Regions from separate parts of the Homo sapiens genome. Here region 1 is linked to region 2. A link is an interaction called in ENCODE POLR2A ChIA-PET data of the cell type or tissue named here. Cell type or tissue: B cell. All regions are shown on one strand. Each heading gives the region's core, and the rest is flanking DNA. Links, peaks and the distances in the headings are about the cores only. Region 1 overlaps PDE6D (phosphodiesterase 6D). Region 2 has its middle 24 kb from the start of PTMA.

What was found. Peaks named below come from ENCODE experiments on the same cell type or tissue, not always from the same donor. Only the 100,000 strongest peaks of a DNase experiment are listed, where the experiment ranks them.
Region 1: POLR2A ChIA-PET joins it to region 2 with 5 read pairs; 5 of 35 experiments call an interaction of 5 or more read pairs at or near these places.

What each region holds. Positions count from the first base shown.
Region 1 is chr2:231,755,742-231,758,645 of GRCh38, reverse strand. All of the region lies in intron 1 of PDE6D (phosphodiesterase 6D), which reads left to right. It also overlaps the pseudogene RNU6-1342P. Among named protein-coding and RNA genes, the nearest start is that of PDE6D, 24 kb to the left of the region's middle. In B cell, for the core only: no CTCF peak of the experiment used is centred there; no DNase peak of the experiment used is centred there.
Region 2 is chr2:231,683,196-231,686,099 of GRCh38, reverse strand. No RefSeq gene overlaps it. Among named protein-coding and RNA genes, the nearest start is that of PTMA, 24 kb to the left of the region's middle. RefSeq lists enhancers at 1-65, 669-718. In B cell, for the core only: a CTCF peak has its summit at 588; DNase peaks (open chromatin) are centred at 559 and 1,579.

The DNA.
Region 1 (2,904 bases), core at 150-2,649, 73 kb before region 2:
GAATGACTTGGGGAACTGTGAAAAATACTGATGCCTGGGTTCCACCTCCAGAGATTCTAATTGGTCTGAAAGGTCAGGTCCAGGAATCAGGAGTTTTAGAAGTTCCCCAAGTGATTCTAATAGGCAGCCAAGGCTGAGAAGCACTGTTGTACATGATTCTTATAATTTGCCCTAGCTTCTTAGAACACAAGGTATATATAAGTTGATGTGGCCAGATGCAGTGGCTTATGCCTGTAATCCCAGCACTTTGGGAGGCCAAGGTAAGGGCATCACTCGAGCCCAGGAGTTTGAGCCAGCCTGGGCAACATAGTGAGACCTTGTCTCTACAAAAAAAAACAAAAAAAAAATTAGCTGGGGGTGCCTGTAATCCTAGCTACTCAGGAGTCCAAGCCAGGAGAATCCCTTGAGCCCAACAGTTTGAAGCTGCAGTAAGCCATGTGCACCACTGCACTATCTATCTACCTATCTGTCTGTCTATCTAAGATGCCGTTTTAGACAGACAGACAGACAGGTAGGTAGGTAGATATATAGGCAAAGCTAATGACTAAAAAAAACTTTTACAATTACATTTATTGGGGAGAAGTATATGTGCATCAAAAATTAGAAATATATACATCAAAATATTAAACCCAGTAATCTGTGGGTTATAAGATTACAGTTATTTCTTTTTTGTCCTTTGTTTTCTTTTTTTTTTAAGGGGCCATGCTCATCTTCTCTGTATCATTCCAATTTTAGTATATGTGCTGCCGAAGCAAGCACTGTCCTCTATTTTCCAAACTTTCTGTAACAGCCATTCCTTTGGTAAAGGAAATATATGTGTAAATATAATTTTTAATAACTGTGATCACATTATACATGTTTTGTAAACTGCTTTTTAATTAAAAAATACTCTTCCTGTTCACATATCAATACATTATGAACATTTTCTCATTATCATTAAACATTATTAGATAGGCTTTTATATTGTTTAAAGTGAATCCTGACCCAGGATAACTGAATTTTTACCTTAATTTTATTTACATACTGATATGGGGATTTAAGAAATTGACTGTTTAGCCGAGCGCAGTGGCTCCCGCCTGTAACCCCAGTACTTTGGGAGGCTGAGGTGGGCAGATCACCTGAGGTCAGGAGACTAGCCTGGCCAACATGGTGAAACCCTGTCTCTACTAAAAATACAACAATTAGCTGGGCGTGGTCGCACGCTCCTATAATCCCACCTACTGGGGAGGCTGAGGCAGGAGAATTGCTTGAACCTGGGAGGCGGAGGTTGCAGTGAGCCGAGATCGTGCCATTGCACTCCAGCCTGGGCAACAAGAGCAAAACTCATCTAAAGAAAAAAAATAAATCGTTTAATACTTGAAACTTTTAGTGTTTGGAAATTGTCCTGGTCCACAGGAGGGGACATGTTTAAAAGGAGATGTCTGTTGGGAGGCTGAGGCAGGCAAGTTGCTTGAGCCCAGGAGTTCGAAACCAGCCTGGGCAACATGGCAAAACCCTGTCTCTACTAAATATATAAAAAATTAGCCAGGTGTGGTGGCACACACCTGTAGCCCCACATACTCAGGAGGCTGAGGTGGGAGGATCACCTGAGCCCAGGAAGTTGAGGCTGCAGTGAGCTGTGATCGTACCACTGCACTCCAGCCTGGGCAACAGGAGTGAGAACCTGTCTCAAAAAAAGAAAAGATATCTGGAAGCGAGGTTAGATTAGCCCTTCTCTAAGGCTTTTACAACAATAGTCAATTGAATACTATCTTTTTTTTTTTTTTGAGCACTTAAACCTAACACATAGAGCTTGACTTCACTTTCTCAGAAGATGCTTCACCACAGGGAATTCTTAATGATGTTTGGATTGCAACCTGTGGCTGGAGTTATATTTCTAAACTTTCTCTTTGAATCTTTGGTTTAGGGCCAGGTGTGGTGGCTCATGCCTATAATCTCAACACTTTGGGAGGCCAAGGTAGGTGGAACACTTGAGGCCAGGAGATAGAGATCAGCCTAGAACAACAGAGAGAGACCCTGTCTCTCAAAAAAAAAAAAAAAAAAAGCCAGGTTTAGTAGTTTGCACCCATAGTCCTAGCTACCCAAGAAGCTGAGGTGGGAAGAATTGCTGGCACCCAGGAGTTCAAGGCTGCAGTGAGCTTCAGTTGTGCCATTGCACTCCAGCCTAGGCGACGGAGTGAGACCCTGTCTTTAACAAATAAATAAACCATTGATTTGGTTGGAATTGTGCTTCAGGACAACCAATATCTCTTACAGTTTGAGTTTCCTCTGCATTAATATGTACATTATGATGTGGAAAGCTGGAAAATCCTTAGAGCAACATCTTGAAAACTTCAATGGTATATGATGGCCAAGCTATGTTGTAATCAAAGTCGAATATGTCTTCTTGCCCAAACCTTTGGGAATAAATACCACTCCAACAACTTCAACAAAAGAAATGGTCTGCCCCCAAAACTTCTGTTCTTGCCCCAGTCTGCTTGCATTATAGGGGAAGAGAGTAATTTTGCTAATGGTCTCTTTACAATGAAAAGAAAAGAGAAATGTTCTGTAATTAGGGAACTTTTATAAAGATGCACAGTGGATTATTCTGCAAGAGAAAAGCTCTGTCATCACATTTTTACCTCTTTTAACCATTTCTCTACCAGAATCTGTACATAAAAGTTTCAGAAGTGCACAGTTTTTATTTTCAGAGAAATAGGCTTTATATATATAATTTTTTTTTTTTGAGATGGAGTTTTGCTCTTGTCACCCAGGCTGGAGTGCAATGGCACGATCTCAGCTCACTGCAACCTCTGCCTCCGAAGTTCAAGTGGTTCTCCTGCCTCAGCCTCCTAAGTAGCTGGGATTACGGGCATGCGCCACCACACCCAGCTAATTTTGTATTTTTAGTAGAGACGGGGTTTC
Region 2 (2,904 bases), core at 251-2,750:
TGGGCCGGGTAAGGCCTGGGGCCCCAGCCAGCTCAGTCCCCTCTCCGGGTGGCACTGGGCTGGCCTCTTTGGCACTGGCCTTGGCATCTTAAATAGGCATGCTCCATCCCTAGGGCCCGGTGCCCTGGAAGCCCCCCAGTGAGGTGGGCCCTGTGGTGGCTTGTGAAATCCAGCTCAGAGAAAGCATCCCGAACACACACTCATCCAGGTGCACCAGGGCGGGCACGTGGGCACACGCTCAGGCATAGGAGGAAAACGTCTACACTCCAGCATCCCTTTCATATCAAGTCCCATTCACCCTCTAGAACCTGGTGTGCTGCTGGCTCCTTGTCCCCGGCTGCCTCTTCCCTGGTGGTACCCAGGCCTCTCTTAGGGCTCTGGAGCCCCTCACGCTGGTTACTGGTCTGCCTCTGTGGGCCGTTGCTCAAACCCCCCGCATTCCTGCCTATTCACGTGCCCACTCAGACCAAGCTCCTCCCCTCACCACCTCGTGCCACATTTGGGCTCAAGGACACATACTGCTTGTGGCCCCAGCTGCATGACCAGTGCCAAGCAGGGCCCCTCAGGAGCCCACCAGCGCTCACTGTGGACACCACTGCCCCCAGAGCCCAGGAGGGGAAGTGAGCAAAGGTGCCCATTTCTGACACGTAGAGGCTAAGCCTTGTGACTCGGGAGCCTAAGCCCCAATCCAAGCCATGCTTCCTCCCTACTAGTGACAGTAATTCCCTTCCAGGACAGCTCTGCCCACATTATACTATCTGACCCTCCCAACAAACAGGGACAGGCCATCATGTTGCCCCAAATCACAGCTGCCTAGCTGCCCACAGCAGCTCAAGCACAGGTTGGAACCAGGCCTGGGTTCCAGCTGCCCCTACAGGAGGGCACCACTCCCCGAATGCGGACCCCTCTGGCTTCTTCTCACTGCCCTGTAGCCGTGATCTCCCTCCTGCTCTGTGCCTCTGGTGGCTCCTTGCTCAGCATCTTCTGTGGCTCCCACTGACACCAGGACTAACTACTTGCTCAGCATTCAAGGTCCCTCCACCACCTGGCTGCATGCCGCTCCTCCCCCTTCCCCTCTCACTCTTCCTCCCCTTCCCCATCCTCCTCCTCCTCGCTGTGTGCCTCTCCCCCAACCTCTCTCATCGCCCCTCCAAGCCTTTGCCTGGCTCTTCTACCTCCCTCCCCTCCTGCCGCACCCAGTCTCCCTCTTGCCTTGAGAAGGGGGTGAGCTGTTAGGAAGGGCACCCAAGAGAACCATCCTGCTCCTCAACCATGCTCTGCCCAAGGCGGGGCTCCTGGTTCACACAGCGGGGTTTCCTCCCTGCTCCCCATGAAGCTCAGCCCCTGGCTTCTTAGGGACCAGCCCCAGCAGAAGACTGAGGCCTCCGAGTTGTGCAGGCTGCTGTGGTCCACTGCTGTCCTTGGGGCCCAGTGCCAGGCTGACCCTCTTCTGGAGCAGGTGTTGGCAGGGAGCTCAAGCAGCAAGGGAACTAGGAGGCAGCGCGGTGGGGAGGGCACCAGAGCTGCCATCCCCTGCCAGCACCACCTCTCTGGGCCCCTGGGAGCCGTTGCTAGGCTGGCACCCGGCAGCAGCAGGAGCACGTGCTCTCGCTCTCCTGCACGCACAGCCTGTCAGCTGCGCCCACAGCCCACATGGCAGGAGGCGGCTGCGGGCACGGGGCAGCTCTTTGCCTGGAGGGGGATGCCAACAGGCCAGTCAGACTCTAGGGGCAGGGGGGTGCATGCACAAACGGACAGAGCAGGGCCCTGGGGCCACAGAAAGGGAAGCCCTTCCATGACTCTCCAGGCAGATGGGGGTGAGTAAACGGGGGGGGGGGGGTTCCCACTCCTGACAACCCAGGGAGCCCAGCTGGTCTTCCTTAGCTTTTTTTTTTTTCTTCTTCTTTTTGGAGATGGAGTCTTGCTCTGTTGCCCAGGCTGGAGTGCAATGGTGCAATCATGACTCACTGTAGCCTCCAACACCCCAGGGTCAAGCAATCCTCCTGCCTTGGCCTCCTGAGCAGCTGGGACTACAGGCGTGAGCCACTGCAACAGTTTGTTCTTTGCCTTTGTTTGTCTGCATCCTATCTAGGGGACTACCCAGAGCCCTCCTGGCATTACTGGGGGCAAAGGGGCTGACAGGGGCTTCCTGACCCCTCATCCCTGGGTCTGCCTTTTTGATTCTGTCCGGGAGGCTGCAGTACAGAGGACTCTTCAAGGCCTCACATCTGGGAGCCTCCCCTCTTCTTCAGAGCCTCTCCAAGGGCCTTCATTCTAACCAGGAGCTCAGAGAGGGAGCCTGGGCCTGCTCCCAGCTCCTTGCGGGGTCATGGGCTCCATGACAAGCGCTTCCCCAGGGCAGGGCTCAGGATGAGTGTGGCCCAAGAAGGATTTAAGCCTTGGGCTTAGTGGGGACCAGATTGCCCAGACTGGGCCCTCCTGCCCTTCCTGCTGCAGTCTTGGGAGCAGATTTATGCCCTGGGCGTGGGTAGTGAGAGCCCAGAGCTGGGGTCTGTGGGGTAGGGGGGGGCATTCTGGGCAGCCTCTTCAGCTGGCAGAGGCTCCTGCCAAGCCATTTCCCCGCCCCGCCCCACCCCTCCACTCATTATCAACTTGGGGTTTGTGTGCAAACAGCAGCTGGTCTCTTTTGTCAGCCTCCCCTGCCCCCTCAGCCCCCCTACTCCTCCCCTCCTCCCCAGTGCCTCCCAACTGGCTCCTCCATATCAGGCCCTCCTCCTCCGCTTCCCCCCATCCAAGTGATTTAGAAGCTGGGGCCCTGGGGGATCCCAGAGGGAAGGCAGCCCCTGACCATTTTTGGCCCTGGGTCCCAAATTCTTCTCCAGAAGGTGATATTAAACCCATCTGGGATACCATGAGAGGCAGAGTGGGTAAGTAACCAAGCCA